Linked DNA regions of Homo sapiens: region 2 is linked to region 1. Evidence: read pairs that join two places in POLR2A ChIA-PET (ENCODE). Cell type or tissue: A673. All regions are shown on one strand. Links, peaks and the distances in the headings refer to the core of each region. The heading gives the core; the rest is flanking DNA.

Region 1 (9,919 bases), core at 1,287-9,286:
TCCGGGCTTTCCAATTTGGGGATCGTCACTGTGCTCTAGAGACGTTTATTTTCCTGAAGGTTCTCCATAAGGAGCCTTCTGTGTCTGTACTGAGCGTCATGTGGGAGGCCTTTTGCATGCCAGTTCTCACCCCAGCTGGCCCTGGGCTGGGCTTGCATGTACATGGTGGGCTCTGCATCAGTGCCCATTCACACAGTGACCACAGAGAAGCAGAGCGCTGCCCAGGGCTCCACCACCTGCAGATCCCGGAGACGAGAGCCCACATCCTCCCAGACCCATCTGGGGTCTGACCCTGTACAGGGGCTGCTCCACGGGGCTTGGCCCCTCCCTGCTCCAGCCAGTGCCAGGCTCACCCACATGTGCTTCTCACTCTCACAGCCTCTTATGACTTTTTCATAAGAACCAAAGAAATAAGAAATCTGCTGTTCTCCACTTCTTTCTCCTGAACCATGTCTTTCAAATATAATTCAAATGGAAAAAAAAAATGTTTTTGTCAAAAGCTATGGATCTCAATATGTGGATTTTTTTTTTGTTTTTTGAAAAAGACATTCAAGAAGAACTTTGATGAACTCTACCTCTCATTTGGATTCTTCTATTTTTCTAACTTCAATTTTAAGAAAAGTAGGCCAGGCATAGTGGCTCATGCCTATAATCCCACCACTTTGAGAGGCCAAGGCAGAAGATCACTTGAGCCCAGGAGTTCAAGACCAGCTGGGACAACTTAGCAAGACCCATCTCTTAAAAAAAATACAAAAATCAGCCGGGCATGGTGGTACTCACCTGTAGTCCCAACTACTTGGGAGCCTGAGGTGGGAGCATCACTTGAGCCCAGTGAGCTGTAATCACGCCACTGCATTCCAGCCTAGGCAACAGAGCAAGACCCTGTCTCAAAAATAAAAAGGAAGAAAGAAAGGAAGTAAAGAAAAATAACAACTCAGTTAATATCAGGAATCCCTTTTTAAACAGCTTTATTGAAATATAATTCCTCCATTTAAAGTGTGGCTGGGCGTGGTGGCTCATGCCTGTAATCCCAACACTTTGGGAGGCCGAGGCGGGCAGATAACTTGAAGTCAGGAGTTCAAGACCAGCCTGACCAACATGGTGAAACCCTGTCTCTACTAAAAATACAAAACTTACCTGGGAATGGTGGCGGGCACCTTAATCCCAGTTACTTGGGAGGCTGAGGCAGGAGAATCACTTGAACCCAGGAGGCAGAGGTTGCAGTGAGCTGAGATCACACGCACTGCACTCCAACCTGGGTGGCATAGTGAGACTCCATCTTAAAAAATAATAATAAAAATAAATAAAGTACACAGTTCTGTGGCTCTTATTTAATGGCATATTTGCTGGGCTGAGCAACCATCGCCACAATAGGAATTGCTTCTAAACAGTGGCTTCCAGGACCTCTCATGGATCAGTATAGATTCAGTTCAGTTTCCCAATGTCTGTGTTTGCCTTCATGACCATATGCTGGGAATTAAACCTATAGTCATATAGTCATGTTCAGACGCTGTAAGACTCTGAGTCATCAAGGCACAAATGATATGCTCACAGAAGCAGAACATTATGCTAATTATTGGAAACTTTTTCAGCAACAGAGCTTCAGATTTTAAAAAGCTTTTCTTTTATTAAGCCCAGAATATAATAAGCGTTGTAATACAATAAGCATTGTAATAAGTTCAGATTTATTTGAGTGTGTGGCCCTGGCATGACGTGTGTCTGCGTCTGTCCACGTGGCAAGGTAGCATGTTTCCCACTGTGGCCTGTGTTCCAGGACGGGGAGGGAATGTGTGGCTGAGCCCTGTGGGATGTGCTCTTTCTACTCTGCTCATCTCCATTCCACTGAGATCCCAGCTGGGACAGAGGATCCCGTTTGTCCAGCATCTGATGTCCGTGGCTGTCGTGGAAGCAGTGAGGTCCATTCCCGAGTATCAGGTAGGTACAGTTCAGTCTCCTTCTATGTCCCTGGGATGCATGCAGAATCTGGCTTATTCTTGTTTATAGCATGTGCTTGCATAATTGGTGGCTGTAGAACCTCAGCCTACCCTTTGCACAGCTGGCAGCAAAGTGCTCTCGGAGTTTTCAGAGCACCACCAGGTGCTAATGCTGCTTCAGGCTTGCCTGAATGCATTCATTCCCCAGAACTCCCTTTCTACCCAGTTTTTCAGATTTCTCAAACAGCCTGATGAGGGCAACGCTTTAGTTTTTGGTTTTTGTTGTTGTTTATTTATTTATTTTAATTGAGACAGGGTCTCACTCTGTCACCCACGCTGGAGTGCAGTGGCACTATCTCGGCTCACTGCAACCTCCACCTTCCAGTCTTAAGCAATCCTCACACCTCAGCCTCCCGAGTAGCTGGGACCATAGGTACACACCACCACCCCTGGCTCTTTTGTTGTATTTTTAGTAGAGATGGGGTTTCACCATGTGGCCCAGGCTGGTCTTGAAGTCCTGAGCTCAAGCAGTCTGCCTGCTTCAGCTTCCCAAAGTTCTGGGATTATAGGCATGAGCCACTGCACCTGGTCATGTTTACTTATGTATTTATTTTTTTGAGACAGAGTCTCACTTTGTCACCAAGCTGGAGTGCAGTGGCGCCATCTCGGCTCACTGCAATCTCCGCCTCCAGGGTTCAAGCAATTCCCCTGCCTCAGCCTCCTGAGTAGCTGGGACTACAGGTGTGCACCATCACACACAGCTAGTTTTTGTGTTGTTAGTAGAGATGGAGTTTCACCATGTTGGCCAGGATGGTCTCAATCTCTTGACCTTGTGATCCGCCCGCCTCAGCCTCCCAAAGTGTTGGGATTACAGGCGTGAGCCACCACGCCCAGCTGCATGTTTGTTTTTTGTTTGAAGCACTGGATGAGATTTGATTGTTGGACTGGATTGAAGTTGTTCATCTGCATTTTCTGTTGAAAAGGGTTATTTGGGGACCTAAAAACCTTTCTCATTTCCTACTTCTGTTTACCAGACTCTGTGCTCTAACAGAACTATCCTTTATCCACTGTTGACCACATACAATGTGCAGATCCACTTGGGGCCATCTTCCCCCAGCTATTAGGACCCGTGTGCCTGCTTCCTTATTACTGTTGGATGTTTTGTTGTCAGTTATTAAAAAGACAAGCAACAGGGAACAATTAGCTCAGTGACCGAAGCATTTTCTTCCCTACTTGGGCTTCACTTCCCATAGCCCCCTCCCAAATGTTCCTGGAAGAATTTCATATGGGTATAAATAGGAGATTCCTGCCTCCCTCCCCCAGCAGCTCCTATGTCAGGCTAAAGAGAAATGATTGGATTGATTCCTGAAGCAAGATGTTAAGAGCGTGACTCTCAAAGGAGACTTGGAGGTCCTGTCATCATTTCATTGAAGAAAAGGTCCTTCTCACTGCCCCTTAAATCCCTCTGTGATGTATTTGCTGTGTATGAATTTTTGGTATTCCACAGATGTAGTTAATGCTGACGTCTCTGTTTCCTGTATTACATCACATCGCTGAAACGGACGCTTACTACCAGGCACCCAGCATCCTTGCATATCTGATGGTTTGGGGGCATCACACCATTACAGGGCTTCAGGTGCCCGGCCTTGAGCACCTGAGCTGTGCATTCTGTCTAGCAGGAAGCAATCAAAATAGAAAGTCCTGGCCAGGCGCGGTGGCTCATGCCTGTAATCCCAGCACTTTGGGAGGTTGAGGAGGGCAGGAGTTTGAGACCAGCCTGGCCAACATGGTGAAACCCCATCTCTACTAAAAACACAAAAAGTAGCCAGACATGGTGATGGGTGCCTGTAATCTCAGCTACTCGGGAGGCTGAGGCACAAGAATCGCTTGAACTCGGGAGGCAGAGGTTGCGGTGAGCCGAGATTGTGCCATTGCACTCCAGCCTGGACGACAGAGTGAGACTCGTATCAAAAAAAGGAAGAAAGAAAGTCCTGTCATGGGAGAAATTAACTCTAGCAACAAGTTAGTCTTAGGAAAATAACTAAAACAAACACTAAGCCGAGAACATTAAATGAGTCTGTTTGGTCTGTTTAGCTTTTTCATGGCTCTGACTTTGACCTTGGAGCCCCACTAGTTCCCTTAGCGAGCATTCTTTGAGGGCCTGCTGTGCTCAGAGGCTGCGTGCGCCAGGCGCTGGAGGCCAGGATGGAAGTGGGAAGCTTGCCTTCAGCGGTGAACGGGGTCGGGGGAATTTGTGTTCCCGTTCTCCTTAAGAAGCTTGTACCAATGTTCTTTCCCTCTTCTGCAGTCAGCTACCCAGCCTCACCTGTGTGATGGGACATTTGATTTTGAATTGGGTTTCTTTTTTAACATAGTCAAGTTAGCTGACACAGTGCAGCTACTTTGATTGAAATAGGCCCCTGTTGTTTGGATTTCACTTTTTGTGTGGCCTTCACTAGGACCCCAACTGGTCCCTAACCAGATGTCACCGTCAGCACACAAATCATGACCACCCTCCCCAGACCCAAGGCGGCCTCGCTGGGATGCAGGCATTCCTTCCGGAACTCGCCTTGGGCCGCCCATTCTCACTCCTGCTCTTTCTTCTGTCCATGAAGTCCCCCCGGGCCCCGCACCCTCCCTCCACCCACACACCCCTACCCCTGCTCTCTTCTCTGCTTCTTAAAATTCTGTTCATCCTTAAGGCCCAGCTCCAGTGCCATTCTCAGACCCTCCAGCTACTTCCAGCTCTTTCCTCCAGCACTGTCCAGCACTTGCCATGTTGAAGCCTCTTTTAGGGTATCCACCACGTGTGGCTTTGAAGAGGAGTGATGTGTGCACCTGTTCCGTCTCCCATGATGTTAGCAGCTCTTCAAAAGCAGGATTTGTTTCATTTTGGTCTTTTTTTATGTGGGAGGATCACAGCAGCTGTTGGAATAAATGATTGAGAAAATGAAAAATGAGCACACAGTCCTCCTCTTCATGTGGAAATGCTGGTCCTGTTTACCTGCGTGAGAACCCAGAGTTTCATGAGCTGCTTCATGAGCCGAGGAGATCTGAAGCCATGAAGGCGAGCTGGAGCCCAAGTGCAGGGCCCGCCCAGGCACCAGCTGCCACGCACGTGGCGGAGGAGCTTGACAGCTCTGGGAACTCTGCAGGTGTCCTCCCGCCGGCGAGGCAGGGGCTCATTCCCCTGGCCATGTGGTGGGCACAGGGGGATGTGGGAAGGCGAGAGAGGGGAAGGAAAGGGAACTGGGGGCAGTGATGAAGAGCAGAGCCTCCTAGACACAGGTTTCCTAGAGGAGACTTTCTCAGCCCAGTGCTATTGATATGTGGGCCCTGGCATGTTTGTCGTGGGGATGTCCTGTGCCTTAAAGGATGTGTGTCAGCATTGCGGCCTCTACTCTCTAGACGCCGGTAGCACTCCCTCAGGCTGTGACAACCAGGGAAGTCTCCCAGTATCGCCAAATCCACCCCTCTCCCACTGAGAACCCCCGTTCTAGAGAGAAAAGAAACGTGAAGCTGTTGATCAGTTCTGGGTCATTGCGCACCCCCCATGCTTGGTTTACTTAGACTTTTTGTTCTCCTGTGCTCCTATTCCTGTATTTTTTCTCTCAGCCTAAACTACTGTTTTAGGGCAGATGAGCTTCCAATATGCTCTAACGGGCCGAAGTCAAAAGAAGGCCTGTTGGAAGGAGGAAGGGATTTCATGGAAGCAACAGGCCGCGTAGCATAGGATTCCTCACCCAGGCCTGGTGGCAGAAAGGTTTGAATTTTAGCTCCGTGGCTTTCAAGTGCTATAACCTCAGGCAAGCCACATAATTTCTCTAAGCTTCCGTTTCTCCCTCTGTTCCCTGGGGATGCGCTAGCACCAACACATAGGCTGGGTGTGAGTAACACGTAGACTAATGCTGAGAAGGTGCTTGGTGCCATGCCCGGCCTGCAACGTGGGAAGACCAGCCCCGTGGCCCTTGGAGGCCATCAGCTACTCTCTGCTCCCTTAGCTTTATTTTGCTGAATGTTCTCTTCCAGCCTTGCATCTCCAGACAGGCTTCCTTTACCCACACATGGCACAGCCTGGCTGCCAGCCCGAGGTCTAAAAGACCTGGTGGTTCTGACACCCACTCGGCTAGCCCCGTCTCTGTGTCCCAACTTCAGAGTCACAGTGGATAGGCAGAGGCCTGGGTGGCCTTGTTCGAGACACTGTCCAGTGTTGGTCCATTCTGTAAGCTGATGACAGGGAGAGCCCCCCCACCCCCAGGCCACACCATTCAAGACGCAGAGGCAATAGGCCACATGACAAGTCCAGTTCCATTACCCAAGATGACCATTAGCAGTTCTGCGAGGCTTTCGCTAAGGTGAATTTCTCCTCTGCATCTTCACAGCATTCTTTTTTTTTTTTTTTTGAGACAGAGTCTCGCCCTGTCACCTGGGCTGGAGTGCAGTGGCACGATCTCGGCTCGCTGCAACCTCCGCCTCCCGGGTTCGCACAATTCTCCTGCCTCAGCCTCTCAAGTAGCTGGGATTACAGATGCACACCACCACACCCAGCTAATTTTTTGTATTTTTAGCAGAGATGGGGTTTCACTATGTTGGCCAGACTGGTCTCGAACTCCTGACCTTGTGATCCGCCCGCCTCAGCCTCCCAAAGTGCTGGGATTACAGGTGTGAGCCAGCGCGCCTGGCCACTGCCTGCTACTCAAGACATTTCTACCTGCCTTTTGTGACCTTGGTTAATTCAGGGCCATCTTTGTCTCTCAAGCATGGGTTCCTGAAGGGAGACGCCCCCTGAGATTACTATTCTCTCCCCACCCTCTGGCCCTAGCACGTTAGTTAGCTACTCCATGGTGGTGGTGGTGGTGGATACTGACATAATGAACTTCATTTACAAGGTAAGCATCTTCAGAAAGGGTTTTGGATGATGAGAAACAGTGCTGGGGGATGGGGAAGAATGCTGGGGTTTATGTCAACTGTGTTCTTCAGGGCTTTTACCTCCTGGCCCCAAGAGGCACTTCAATATCGGATTGTCCCAAAGAAGTGATTAGCTGCCTGAAAAAGAGGAGAGGACGAGGCCCATGTTACCTTGGTTTCTGCTTATCTTCCCTTAGCTCAGTGACTTGCCTGGGCCCCTTGTGTCCTGTGACGGCTTAATTAATGTGCAGATTTCCCTTTAGGATATCAACTTACGAGTGAAGTGGCCCAACGATATTTATTACAGTGACCTCATGAAGATCGGCGGAGTTCTGGTTAACTCAACACTCATGGGAGAAACATTTTATATACTTATTGGTAAGTTTCAAAAACCTTTCCCCCAGCATTTTTAGATTAATAAAACAATAAAAATAAAGACGGTTTATGCATGCCTACATTGGCAGGAGCAGATTATCATATGAGGTTACTTTGAGTCTTGTAGTTTTGGAGCAGGGTATAGATGCAGAGAGATTGGTCGAAAGCACTTCACAGGGTTTAGCATTTTCTGTGTGTGACCACGGGAACCACCAAAGTGGTATCACATCAAACAGGTATGTTCCTACATCCTTCCACACTCCTGCTACTCATTGAATTTGAAATGGTGAAAATAAACATTTAACGTTCTATTCTGTAATAAGAAAAAGAAAAGTTAATTTCCTAAATAGTTCTCCTGGTGTCTTGCATTCTTATCGTGACCTTCCTGGGCCATGAAAGAGCTGGCATCATTTTAACCTTCAGAAGAAGCTCCATGCTGGTCAAGGCGGGGTAAAGAATCCCTGTTTCACCTTAGCACATCCAAATCAGGCAAGAAGATGGATTCAGAGGCAATCTCAGAAGTCCTTAGGTTCCTGGCCGTCCAGTCATCAGCCTCACTCTGTGGCAGTAGAACCTAATCTGTGTTCAGAAACCAGCAATGGTCAAAAAACATGTAACCATGTGTTTCAAGTGCCAGCCAGGGAATACAAGGCCTGTGTTACCAGCTCTGCCACCAAGGGGCAATATTATTCTAGGCAAGCTACTTCATACCCTTAAAGCTCCATTTCCTATCTTTTTTTTTTTTTGAAATGGAGTCCAGCACTGTTGCCCGGGCTGGAATGCAGTGGTGCAATCTCGGCTCACTGCAGCCTCCGCCTCCCAGGTTCAAGTGATTCTCCTTGCCTCAGCCTCCCAAGTAGCTGGGAGAACAGGTGCCCGCCACCACACCCAGCTAATTTTTTTGTATTTTTAGTAGACACAGGGTTTCACTATGTTGGCCAGGCTGGTATCAAACTCCTGAACTCATGATCCGCCCGCCTCGGCCTCCCAGAGTGCTGGCATTACAGACGTGAGCCACTTGCCCAGTCTCCCCCATTTCCTATCTTTAAGTGAGTAATTGCAGTTGATGCAGAGATTCCTAGGTAGGGGCCACAAGCAGGCTCATGGATGGCTTCAGGGAGCTAACAAATGTTATCAGCGTGGGGTAAGCGAAGGCCAGGCGTAGTGGCTTGAGCTCATAATCCCAGCTACTTGCGAGACTGAGGCAGGTAGATCACTTGAGCCCAGGAGTTCAAGGCTACAGTGAGCTTTGATCGAGCCACTCCACTCCATTCTGGATGACAGAGTGAGACCCTGTTTCAAAAATAAAACATAAAAAATAGGCCAGGTGTGGTGGCTCAATGCCTGTAATCCCAGCACTTCAGGAGCCTGAGGTGGGTGGATTGCTTGAGTCCAGGAGATCGAGACCAGCCTGAGTGACATGGCGAAACCCTGTCTCCACTAAAAATACAAAAAATTAGCTGGGCGTGGTGGTGCCTGCCTGTAGTCCTAGCTACTCAGGAGGCTGAGATGGGAAAATCACCTGAGCTCAGGAGGTTGAGGCTGCAGTGCGCTATGAGGGCTCCACTGCACTCCAGTCTGGGCAACTGGAGTGAGACCCCGTCTCCAAAAAATAAATAAATAAAAATAAAAAATAAAGTAGGGGAATGAAACATTTTCCTATGGTGAGAACCCATAGCTTTTATTGAATTCTGAAGGCCATAGGATGGGGTCTCTGACTTTGGGGATTCAGAGCAGCCAGCAGGGTGCTCACCGGTCCTTAGAAGGACATAGCCTAAGTGGCCAGTAGTGAGTGTTGCTACTCCTCCTAGGAATTCCAGTTTTCTGAACACGGGAGAATTTTCAGTGCTGTACAGCACTTGATTTAATGCCTTACGAACGTTCAGTAGGTGCTTCAGATCCTGTATGTATTGAATGAATGAATACGTGAGCAACTGCAAGTCCTGCCCCTGTTGCTGTAGTTACTTGTTTTTTTTCCAGAGGTAATTGACAATTGCTTTGTATTTTAATAGCCAGTATATTGTTTTAAAATCTGAGACCAGTCAATCCTTCCCTTCACACTGGAAACGGCAGGACACTTGCCGGGAAGGCTGTTGTTACAAATGGCATTGTTCTGCCTGTGGCGAATGTTTTGGGGATTTTTTTTCTTAAAGTCACTGAAAACATGGTAGTTTTCTTACTGCTTAGTTTTTGCAGTATTTCATTTCTTACTGAAGACCTCTCGCAGGCCGATTCAGGGCCCTGCTGAACACTGAAGTCCAGCTTTTCTGAAGACACCGCCCTCTGCCTGGAGAGGATAGTGGTGTTAAGTAACTGCACAGATAAGCCTATTCAGACACCATCCCTGGTAACTCTCATGAAGCCTTGGTTTAGGACCCTGCAAAAAGCCACTGAACATGAGTCGGCGTCTTGCCAACAGCGTAACCTTAGCACCAAAGACTTCCAAGAATAAAGTATTAAAAGATGCATTTCTAGGGTTATGCCATGACCAAGGTTTGAAATCTCTGAGTCCAGAGTTTACTTCCCAAGTCCTGAATAAAACTCTATTTTCAAGCGTGGGATCTGTTATTCAAGCAGGAGAAGAAACCAGAGATTTTATTCTCTCCTGGACTCAGTGCAGAGCTACAATGCTTGGTAGACCACTTATTTCAGAGGCAACACTGATACGTTTTGTCCCATATTTAATAGCTTCTATTGAATTA
Region 2 (11,487 bases), core at 1,539-9,538, 110 kb after region 1:
CAGAAGCCAGCAGGCAGGGCGCACGTGGCTGAAAGCCGGAGGAAGCCCATCTTGGATGTTAGTCTTAGAAAACCAAAGATGGCTCCTGGGATGCTGGTTCCTTGAAATCTGGTGTTACTCATGCTCCCACCGCTGAAAGCACTTGGAGACATCCAGAGATATTTACAAATTATTGATTCAAAGTTGCCATTGTTGATTTATTTACTTAGAAACATCCTGGGGGAAAAAAAACATGGTCCGTGGATTTTGGGTGTTTTCCCCTGTTCTGTAGTGAGTTTGAGCTTAACTCTGTCTGCCATAACATTTGTCATCACAGAGCTGGATAGGACCCTCTCTATTTGATTCTGTTCCATCGGGGGCTTCCAAGGTGACTTATTTTCTTTCAGACACTCCTTGGCTCACTTATCACTCAGCATGGTTGAAAGATAAAATTTTAAAAATCAACTTTATTTATTATTCCAAGAATAGTTGACATCAAGATCAATACATCCAGACAGAAGCTATTAACATTTTAATGAGTTACTCAGTAATATTCCAAAGATGTGTCAATGAGTCATGGCCCCTTTGATTAAAGATGTACTTCAGAGACTACTGTAAATATATATAAGAAAGGCCCAGAGCAAGGAGCTGTCACCCATCAATCCTGGAGGAAGAGTGAGGGTTCATGAATAAAGAAGCTCACAAGGTGACTGTCCCTGGGCTACACAGTTTCCTGTAAGAGAAATAACCTTTTAAAATGCCATTGGTCTCCAATAACTGACAAACAAAGACGTCTACCTCTGCCGGTTGTCAGGTGTGTGCGTGGGGGGTGGATGCAGGGCTTCAGCAGCAGATAAGGTGGAGGAGAAATGTCCATGAGTCTCACTTGTAGATTCAGATCAGTATGGGGAGAGATAAAGCTTTGGAGGGAAAAACAAAGCCAGGAAAGGGGGACGTTATTGGAAAAGAGAAGACCGGGAAATCCTAAGAAGAGAGGACTGGGTGACAAAGGCCAACAGAAGGAAGTGTCCTCAGTGTACCCACATGGTTCCATCCAAGTATCAAACGCTTTGGCCCAAAGACCTGTCAGTCCTCATAATCACTGTTGGGCCCATTTTCTCCTCTACTTCATCTAACTTCCTAACGTTTCCTGGACAGGTACCCTAGAGGTCCCCCACGATCTATCTGGGGTCTAGACAGGCAGAGTCTAAAGCTCACCTCTCCCCAGGGAAGTGGGTAGTGGAATCTGATTCTGACATTGGGGTACCTCTGGACTGTGGTCTCTGAGAGGCAAACTTAATTCTGTGTTTGTGCCAAGGAGAAGAGGTCCACTTGTGTGTGAACTCGGGCCGAGGCACACCACAGGACCCCATGCGCCTGCTGGTGCAGACACAGAACCCATGGTTTGCTCTTGGGCTAGACCTTGGCGTGGGGGAAGGGGTGGGAGCCTGGGGGAGATGGTAGGGCATTACTGATATTCATCACTCTGGGAGGTTTCTAGTGGGGAGCTGCTATAGTTTGGATGTTTGTCCCCTTTAAACCTCATGTTGAAATTCAATCTCCCCAGGCCAGATGTGGTGGCTCCCACCTGTAAGCCCAGTACTTTGGGAGGCTGAGGCAGGAGGATTGCTTGAGCTCAGGAGTTCAAGACCAGCTTGGGCAACATAGTGAGACCCCATCTCTAAAAATTAGCCTAGTGTGGTGGCACATGACTTTAGTCCCTGCTACCCTGGACGCTGACGTAGGAGGATTGCTCAAGCCTGAGGAGGTTGAGGCTGCAGTGAGCCGTGATTGTGCCACTGTACTTCAGCCTGGGCACCAGAGTGAGACCCTGAAACAAGAAAGAAAGAAAGAAAGAAAGAGAGAGAGAGAGAGAGAGAGAGAGAGAGAAAGGAAGGAAGGAAGGAAGGAAGGAAAGAAGGAAGGAAGGAAGGAAGGAAGATCTATTGGAGGTGGGGCCTAGAAGAAGGTGTTTGGGTCGTGGGTGGCAGATCCCTCTTGAATGGCTTGGTGCCGTCTGTTCAGTCAATCCTAGGACTCCACCCCCTGGCCACAGGGAGTGACCCAGAGATGGGCCAGTGACCTAGGTCAAGGCTCCAGAATTCTCTCCTGGGGTTTTATGTATCAATGCTGGGAAGAGCAACACTCTTCCTCTCCTTCAGGTTTGCTGAGATGGAACAGCATAGGTTGGGAGCTCTCTGTGGCTATTTTCCACCCCCCACCCCACAAACCACATGCAGGGAGCCCATCTTCAGTCATGATAGTGACATCTAACATTTACAGAGCAGTTACCAAGTGCCAAACACTATCCCAAACATGCTTTATGAGAGTGACTCAATAATCCTCTCATCAGTCTTCTGAGATAGGTTTGTATCCCCATTTTGAAGATGTAGAAATTAAGGCACAGAGAGTTTCAGTAAATCACCAAATGCCACAGAGATATACAGTATGGAATTACTAGGACCTGAAGTCCAATAATTGGGTTTCAGAGCCTGAGTGCTTCAAAAATACAGAGAGAAGCAGGGCCGTGAGAGAGATGGATGAATGGATGGATGGATGGATGGACAGATGGATGGATGGATGGATGGATGGATGGACATAGGGCTGGCTGGCTGGCTGGATGGATGAATGGATGGATGGACATAGGGCTGGCTGGCTGGCTGGATGGATGAATGGATGGATGGATGGAGATATGGATGACTAGTTAACCAGGTAGATAGATAGGAGTTCTAGTGGCAACATACAGGTCCCTGTGTCTTAGTTTATTTGTGCTGCTATAACAAAATGCCTGAGACTGGGTAATTTGTAAGGAACAGAAATTTATTTCTCACAGTTCTGGGGGCCGGGAGTCCAAGGCACTCACAGAGGGCCTGGTCTCCACTCCCAAGATGGCACATGTTGCCACATCCTCCAGAGGGACGAACGCCATGTCTCACATGGCAGAAGAGCAAAAAGGGCCTAAGCTAGTTCCCTCCAGTCCTTTTTTTTTCTTTTTTTTTTGAGACAGAGTCTTGCTTTGTCACCCAGGCTGGAGTGCAGTGGCACGATCTTGGCTCACTGCCGCCTCCACCTCCCGGGCACAAGCAATCCTCCCACTTCAGCCCTCCAAGAAGCTGGGACTACAGGCTGGCTAATTTTTTAATTTTCAGTAGAGACGGGGTTTTTCTATGTTGCTCAGGCTTGTCTCAAACTCCTGACCTCAAGCAATCCACCCACCTTGGCCTCCCAAAGTGCTGGGATCACAGGCATGAGCCACCTCACCCAGCCCCTCCAGTCCTTTGTACTAATCCATTCCTGAGGGCGGAGCCTTCATGACCTAATCCCTTTCCAAAAGTTCCACCTCTTAATACCACCACAATGGCGATTAAGTTTTAACCCATGAATTTTAAGGAAAAAAATTCATTTTGAGGCCAACGTGGTGAAACCCCATCTCTACTAAAAATACAAAAATTAGCCGGGCCCGGTGGCACGAGCCTGTAATCCCAGCTACTTGGGAGGCTGAGGCAGGAGAATCGCTTGAACCTGGGAGGTGGAGGTTGCAGTGAGCCGGGATCATGCTGCTGCACTCCAGCCTGGGCAACAAAGCAAGACTCTGTCTCAAAAAAAAAAAAGGAATAATCTAGACATTCGTGGTGGCCCTTCATCTGACACAGGAGTATGAGCCATGAGCCTCTTTGGGGGTATGTTCAGGGAGGGATCTGTGTACCAGCTGTGAGATGAGGTAGGCCCCCCGGGCAGGCCCGGTGCTTTAGCGCCTCACCAAATTCCATCAGTCCCCCAAGGCTCACTGGGAGATGATGCCCGCCTCCAAGGTTAGCCTGTGGCATTTGATGCTCACCCTGGAAATGGCAGAAACACTTAATCCACCGTGGAATCAACTGATAAAAATAACTCTCAGCCAATAGCTTGTTTCTGCAAATTGCAATTAAGTGGCTGCTGGTACTTCCAAATAAATACGGTAACAATTTCCATCTCTGAGCAGCTTTATTTAATGTCCCGTGACATCTGACATACCATATCATTCTTCAAGCACCGAAACAAGAAACTCCATGTCATTCAACCCCTATTGCAGATGTGGAAGGCAATGGGTGGAGGGTGGCTTCCCAAGGACACTGTTGTTATCGTTGCATTCGGCTAAAGGGAAATCAGCCATGCATCAGGAACACGGGCCGGCGGGGAAGTCCTGGCCATTGCGTGTTCTTCCCTCAACGCCTCTATTCCTGAGTTGATGGTGTTTCTCCGGAGAGGAGAGATCCAAATGTTCTGGAATTGGGCCCTCTACACCCCTAAAGCCAAGGAGTTTTATTTTTAAAATATAAATACAATTTGCCAGGGGTATCCAGGTGAAATCAAAGATTAAAATCATGGCCTCTTGGGGCTTGCAGTGAGCCGAGATCGCGCCACTGCACTCCAGCCTGGGCGACAGAGCGAGACTCTGTCTCAAAAAAAAAAAAAAAAAATCATGGCCTCTTTTGGGGATGTAAGCAATAAGTGTGCATGCATGTGTGCGTGTGTGTGGGGGTGGGTTTATTGAAGTGAAATTCACTTAACATAAAACCAACCATTTTAAAGTGCACAATTCAGTGGCATTTCTACACCCGCTCCCTCTATCTAGTTCCAAAAGCCTTTCATCACCCCAAAAGGAAACCCTCTATCCACTAAGCAGTTGCACCCCATTCCTCTCTCCTCCTAGCCCCTGGAAACCACCAATCTGCTTTCTGTCTCTCTGGATTTGCCTATTCTGGGCATTTCATATAAATACAATCATGTCATGTGTGGTCCTTTGTGTCTAACCTCCTTCACCCAGCACATCTTCAAGGTTTATCCATACTGTAGGGTGACCAGAACTATTCCTCTTTGTGGCTGAGTAATATTCTGTCACATGCATATACAGCATGTGGGTTTTTAGTTGTGTTTTTTTTTTTTTTTTTTTTTTTTGAGACAGAGTCTCACTCTGTCACCCAGGGCTGAAGTGCAATGGCGTAATCTCTGCTCCCTGCAACTTCCGTCTCCTGGGTTCCAGCAATTCTCCTGCTTCAGGCTCCCTAATAGCTGAAATTATAGTCGTGCACCACCACGTCCAGCTAATTTTTTTTGTATTTTTAGTAGAGACGGGGTTTCAACATGTTGGCCAGGCTGGTCTTGAACTCCTTACCTCAAATGATCTGCCCACCTCAGCCTCCCAAAGTTCTGGGATTACAGGCATGAGCCACCATGCCTGGCCTCCTTTTTATGACTGAGTAATATTCTATAGTATGTATATAGAGTGTGTGAGGTTTTTTTTTTATTTTTATTTTTTCGAGACAGTGTCTGACTCTGTTGCCCAGGCTGGAATGCAGTGGTGCAATCTCAGCTCACTGCAACCTTCTCCTCCCAGGTTCAAGCGATTCTCATGCCTCAGCCTCCCGAGTATCTGGGATCACAGGCACCTGTCACCATTTCTGGCTAATTTTTGTATTTTTAGTAAGTAGAGACAGGGTTTCACCATGTTGGCCAGGCTGGTCTCAAACTCCTGACCTCAAGTGATCCACCCACCTCGGCCTCCCAAAGTGCTAGGATTATAGGTGTGAGCCACCACACCTGGCAGAGTGTGTGGGCTTTTTGTTTTTGTTTTTTTTTTCAAAGTTACTTGGACTCTGTCACCTTGGTCTACCTTGCCCAGGAAGTCCTATGGCCCTGCCACTATGTATTTTATGTACACAGCAAAAGGTGGGAATGGATTCAACAGCTGTGTCCTCAACAGCCGCGTCCTCTCTTCTACCTGCACCTGGAACTGCAACGGGGCAGATAAATATTTCCCAGAGACGCCTGCAGTAGCACACAGAGTGTGTTGGGAACAATTGTAAAGTCGTGCGGCTAGTGAAGCTTAGGACGAAGGCATTTTGAGCTTGTGAGTCATCCATGGCTGTAGTGGAGCTTTGGCCCACAGGGTTAAGCAAACAGTAAGGACAGGGATAAAACTGGGGCAAGGCTTCTAGAAGGTTAGGGAAAAGGGAATTCAGTGAGTGTTCTTGGGGTGTACTCCTAAAACACACTGTTTAGGGAACTCTTGCTGGTGTGGACTTCCTTAAACAGAAAGTCTCTGATGGGGAAGGAGGGTCCCTCACTTTGGACAGCTTTTGAGACCATTGCTAATTTGATCTCATTTTGACAATGAAGGATTTTACTCAACTTTTCATTGTCTTCCTTGAAATTTCCTTCATACCCCTCCTTCTCCCCCAGCTACCTTCAGTCCCATTGTCCCGGCTGACGGGCGGGCGGAAGTATTTCCTGTGCTCTGTGAATGCTATCACATGACACCCGAGTGTGGAATCGCATCCCCTGCTGATACAGTCTGAAAGCTGAGCTTCCCCATCCTCTCAGGTTTAAAGAAATGGTCACTAAAATTCGTTTAGTGTTTTTCTTCTTTTCCAACCAAGAAACATAAATGTGTGTTTGAGATCAACACAGACGATTCTTGAGTGAAATGGGACTTTACACATGGGGGTATTTGTTCATAGGTTTGAAACATTGAAAACCAATACTGTTCCGACTCTCAAGAGAAAAACGAGTTGTTTTTTTTCTCCCTAATGGAGTGTCGGTGATGGCTCTCCATTAGGGAGGAACTAAAGGTGGAGGTCCGCTTTTTAGTGTGGGCATGTCAGGTGCGAACCCTCCCATGCACTCTCCTCTCCTGTTCTCACTCACACACACAATTTAAAATGTTTATGGAATCTCTGCTCTGGGACCAGGACTCTGAGACCCAAAATAAATAGGATTCGTGCCTGCCTCCCACAAGGAGGGCAGTGGCCCTGTTTGGTTTTGCTTGGCACCTAGCACAAGCCCTGACACTTAGTAGGTGCTTTGTAAATGCTGACAGAAAGAATGAATGCTTCCCCTCACCTGGCTGTGTCAATATTTGCCTGGTTCTGCCAGGCCTGATATTTGCCACGTAGGCATTTCATGTCTGCACACACGTGGGGATGGCGAGTTGTGGACGTTCTCAACCTGACTAGCAGCAGTGCCTGCCAGGCAGGAAGTGCTACCATCTTGGAAGAAGTAAAAGAACCTGCTGATGGGATTCAGTCCGGCTAGGCTCTGCAGCCCACTTGGGGGTGTAAGGTGCCCATGCTGGCCTCAAAGCAGAGGTGTCCCTGCCACATGGCCCATTCTTTGCAATGTGAAAGCCAAAATGGAAAATGAAAATAAATAAATAAATAAGTAAACCAACAACAAGTAGTCCCAAGAGAAACAAAAAGGTATTCCTAATGGAAATCTCATGGGTGACTCCACAGGAGCTGGAAAAGGCTGATTCCTGGAGCCCACGGGTAGAAAAAGCCACATCCACTTACTTCCCAATTCTGCTCCAGGTCAGTGCCGAGGGCCAGGCAGCCTCCAGAGCTTTCTGGATCCCTGAGGACAGAGACTGGGTGGCCAGCTGGGAGCATCTCCAAACAATTCCTTGCTTCCCAGGATATGGTGTCCGGGGAGGAGAATGCTCTTTGTAGCACCAAAGTGTGTTTCAGGCGGGGCAGAGTTCACAGACAGCTGCAAGATTGTGGCCAAATGGGAATTTTTCGAAGTGAATTGGCTGTTTATTCAGTTGTGTGTTTGTGGGGCACTCAGACATAAATATCATGTGAGCCTGAGTTCGGTCAGACAATCGAAGTTGGGTAAGTTGGGAACTGTTTCATTTGTTATCCTGACTGAACTAGAACATGAGTGTTTTTGTGGGGTTGACCAAATATTGGAATCTCGACTGAATTTTTAGGAGAACAATATCTAGTGTGCCACTCAGGAGGAGAATACTTTTGTTGGTTGGTGGCCAACTCAGGATCATAAAAAGAAAATGAAGACACCTTAAAACATACAGGACAAGGAAACATTGATCAATGAGTAGCACTGATTTATTGGCCAGGGTTCTCCAGAGAAATAGAACCAATAGAATGTATATCATATACTTTTATATATGTATATGATCTCTCTCTCTCTCTCTCTCTCTCTCTCTCTCTATATATATATATATATACACACACACACACATATGCAGAGAGATATTACACACACACACACACACACACACACACACATACGCAAAGAGATTTTCAGGAATTAGCCCACGGGATCATGGAGACTGGCAAGATGTTTGTTTGTTTGTTTGTTTGTGATGGAGTTTCGCTCTTGTCACCCAGGCTGGAGTGCAGTGGCACAATCTCGGCTCACTGCAACCTCTGCCTCCCAGATTCAAGTGATTCTCCTGACTCAGCCTCCCGAGTAGCTAGGATTATAGGCACCTGCCACCATGCATCGCTAATTTTTGTATTTTTAGTAGAGACGGGGTTTCGCCATGTTGGCCAGGCTGGTCTCAAACTTCTGACCTCTGGTGATGTGCCTGCCTCAGCCTCCCAAAGTGCTGGGATTATAGGTTTGAACCACTGTGGCTGGCCGAGACTGGCAAGTTTGAAATCTGCAGAGCAGACCAGCAGGCTAGAGACCCAGGGAAGAGTTGATTGCAGCCTGAGTCTGAAGGCCTTCAGGAGACAGAATTCCTTTTTTTTTAGGGGACTCCAGTCTCTTTATAGGGCCTTCAGCTGATTGGATGAGGCCCACACACGTGATGGTACTTGGCTTTACTCAACATCCAATGATTTACATGTTAATTTCATCTGAAAAATACCTTCACAGCAACATTTATACTGATGTCTGACTAGACAACTGGGCAGCACGGCCTAGCCAAGTTGACACCTACAATTAACCACCACAACACCTTGCATTTCTTTTATATTTAAAATATCCTTTTACTATCAGGGAACACTTCTACACTGCTGCTGGGAAGGTAAACTAGCACAGCCACTATGGAAAACAGTGTGGAGATTCCTTAAAGAACTAAAAGTAGAACTACCATTTGATCCAGCAATCCCACTGCTGGGTATCTACCCAAAGGAAAAGAAGTCATTACACGAAAAAGATACTTGCACACGCATGTTTATAGCAGCACAATTCACAATTGCAAAGTCATAGAACCAATCCAAATGCCCATCAATCAATAAGTGGATAAAGAAACTGTGGTGTATACACACACACACACACACACACACATATATACACATATATATACATACATATACATATATATATACACATATATATATATGATGGAATACTACTCAGCCATAAAAAGGAATGAATGAACAGCATTTGCAATGACCTGGATGAGATTGGAAATTTTTATTCTAAGTGAATTAACTCAGGAATGGAAAACCAAACATTGTATGTTCTCACTGATACGTGGGAGCTAAGCTATGAGGACACAAAGGCATAAGAATGATACAATGGACTTTGGGGACTTGGGGGGAAGAGTGGGAGGGGGGTGAGGAATAAAAGATAACAAATATGGTGCAGTGTATACTGCTCGGGTGATGGGTGCAGCAGGAGCTCACAAATCTCCACTAAAGAACTTACTCATGTAACCAAATACCACCCATACCCCAATAACTTATGGAAAAAATAAAATTTAAAAAAATGTCCTCCAAAAAACAATCTTTTGGAGTGCAATGGATGAGTTGTAAGGGTGGGCCACTGGAAGAAAATTAGCAGTTGGCACCTACCCGCTGTCTTGGGAGGCGGGGAAGCACCTCCGGGAGGTTGCAGGCTGGGCAAATGATGCGGAGCTGGTGGCTAAGTCTGCAGTGAAGCCAGGGGTCTTGGGAAGAGGAGGCCGCATGGGAGATGGGGGGCGTGACAAGACGAAAAAATCTCAGCTCAGGAAAAGAGGGGCCGCACCACACCGTATGCTATGCCCCTGAGGGGCGGCTGTGCCTCCGTGGTCCTGGGGGGAAGGAACCAGGCCTGCTGAGGACACGGTGGCCATGAGGCTGCATGACCAGCACCCTTCTGTAGGGTTTCTCCAGCTGAGAAATAATAAAGGTAAATAAAAATATTAATAAAATAATTTCTCACAAGTAAGAAATAATAAAATAATAATGACAAATGATGACTCAGTACTTAGTCATGGGACATTTAAATCAACTTTTATTTTTCTGGCAACTCATTGAACATGGCTTTGTCTTTGAATTAATGAAATTTGCCTTCTGCTAATCAAGAAGTCTCTCCCAGCCAGGTGTGCTGGCTCACACCTATAATCCCAGCACTTTGGGAGGCCAAGGTGGAGAGTCACTTGAGACCAGAAGTTTGAGACTAGCCTGGCCAACATAGTGAGACCCCCATCTCTACAAAAAATAAAAATAAAAAAATTAGTTGGGCATGGTGGTGGCATGTGCCTGTGGTCCCAGCTACTCCAGAGGCTGAAATGGGAGGATTGTTTGAGCCCAGGAGGTTGAGGTTGCAGTGAGCCATGATCATGCCACTGCACTCCAGCCTGGGTGACAAAACAAGACCCTGTCTGGAAACAAAAAACAAAACAAAAAATCTCTCCTGGAAACAGAAATGGAGGTCAGCAAGCCAGGTGGCATGTGCCTGTTGTCTCAGCTGCTTAGGAGGATTGCTTGATCCCAGGAGTTCAAGTCCAGTGTGGGCATTGTAGAGACCCTGTCTCTACAAAAATAACCAAGCAAACCAAGGGACCGTTTTGGAGAAGGGTGATGATCTGGGGCACATGGTGCCTCTAACTCTTGCAGAGATTGTCCAAAATCTTTAATGGTCAAATGACCCAGGTCTGTTTCACTCATTTTCCTAAGGATTGAAAAAACTCAAGGGCATATGGATTTAAGACCAGGCAAAATTCTCACCCTGTCCTTCCTCCTCTTGTCTTAGATAGACGCCAGCTCGAATGCCGCCTCCCGTCTGCTCCTGGTTGGGATCCTGTCTTCAAGTGCAACAGCCAAGCCAGCTGCCCACTCCTCTGTGTCCTCTTAGATTGTGCTCTGGGTGTGTGTCTTCTCTGCTGGATTAAGGAGCTCACTGGAGTGGAGGTGACTGCAGTCAGCAAAACACTCAGGAAATGATTGCTGGAGAAGAGTGGGGAAGGGACCCCACATCTCCCCTCTGCCTGCCCTCCCTTCTGCCTGCACCTTGCGGCCTCTCTTGCAGTGAGATGTGGCCGTGGGACTAGATTCCTGCCCATGGGAATGTAAGGAAGTGCCGTTTCTGGATATGGGACTCATGTCTCTGTGTAGGACTCATCTCCTCCATACTCTTTCCCCTTCCCCTGGCTGGAAGCAGGGGAAGGCAAGTGAATTCAGTCACGTAGACAACAAGAAAGCCATGGGGATGGGGGAGCTACACGGGAAAGGGACTTGGGTTTCTGAGTGACTGTGTGGAGCTGAGCAGCCCTCACTACTTGGAACTCCCTGTAAGACAGAAAGAAACTTCTCTGGTCTAAAGCCACAAGGACTTAGCTTTACCCCAAGAACAGAGCACACCCAGTGGAGCACTACGTCTAAGAAGTGTGAGCACCCACAGCATGGAGTGTGCCAGATTGGACAACAGACATTTCCTAAGATTGAGTGACTTTAGGAGAGCAGGGAGTGCCTGGCTCAGGCAAGGTGGCACCTTTGGGGGTCCCAGGTG

Evidence for each region. ChIA-PET counts read pairs that join two places held together with the same protein. Peaks named below come from ENCODE experiments on the same cell type or tissue, not always from the same donor. Only the 100,000 strongest peaks of a DNase experiment are listed, where the experiment ranks them.
Region 2: POLR2A ChIA-PET joins it to region 1 with 8 read pairs; 2 of 35 experiments call an interaction of 5 or more read pairs at or near these places.

The regions. Positions count from the first base shown.
Region 1 is chr21:36,757,028-36,766,946 of GRCh38, reverse strand. HLCS (holocarboxylase synthetase) reads left to right here. Exons shown (of 11, transcript NM_001352514.2): 8 at 1,775-1,935; 9 at 7,106-7,220. Among named protein-coding and RNA genes, the nearest start is that of SIM2, 63 kb to the right of the region's middle. In A673, for the core only: no CTCF peak of the experiment used is centred there; no DNase peak of the experiment used is centred there.
Region 2 is chr21:36,642,255-36,653,741 of GRCh38, reverse strand. It overlaps LOC105369308 (a long non-coding RNA gene), which reads left to right. Exons shown (of 3, transcript NR_188246.1): 2 at 10,736-11,487. Among named protein-coding and RNA genes, the nearest start is that of SIM2, 51 kb to the left of the region's middle. In A673, for the core only: no CTCF peak of the experiment used is centred there; a DNase peak (open chromatin) is centred at 6,261; H3K27ac peaks cover 530 bases.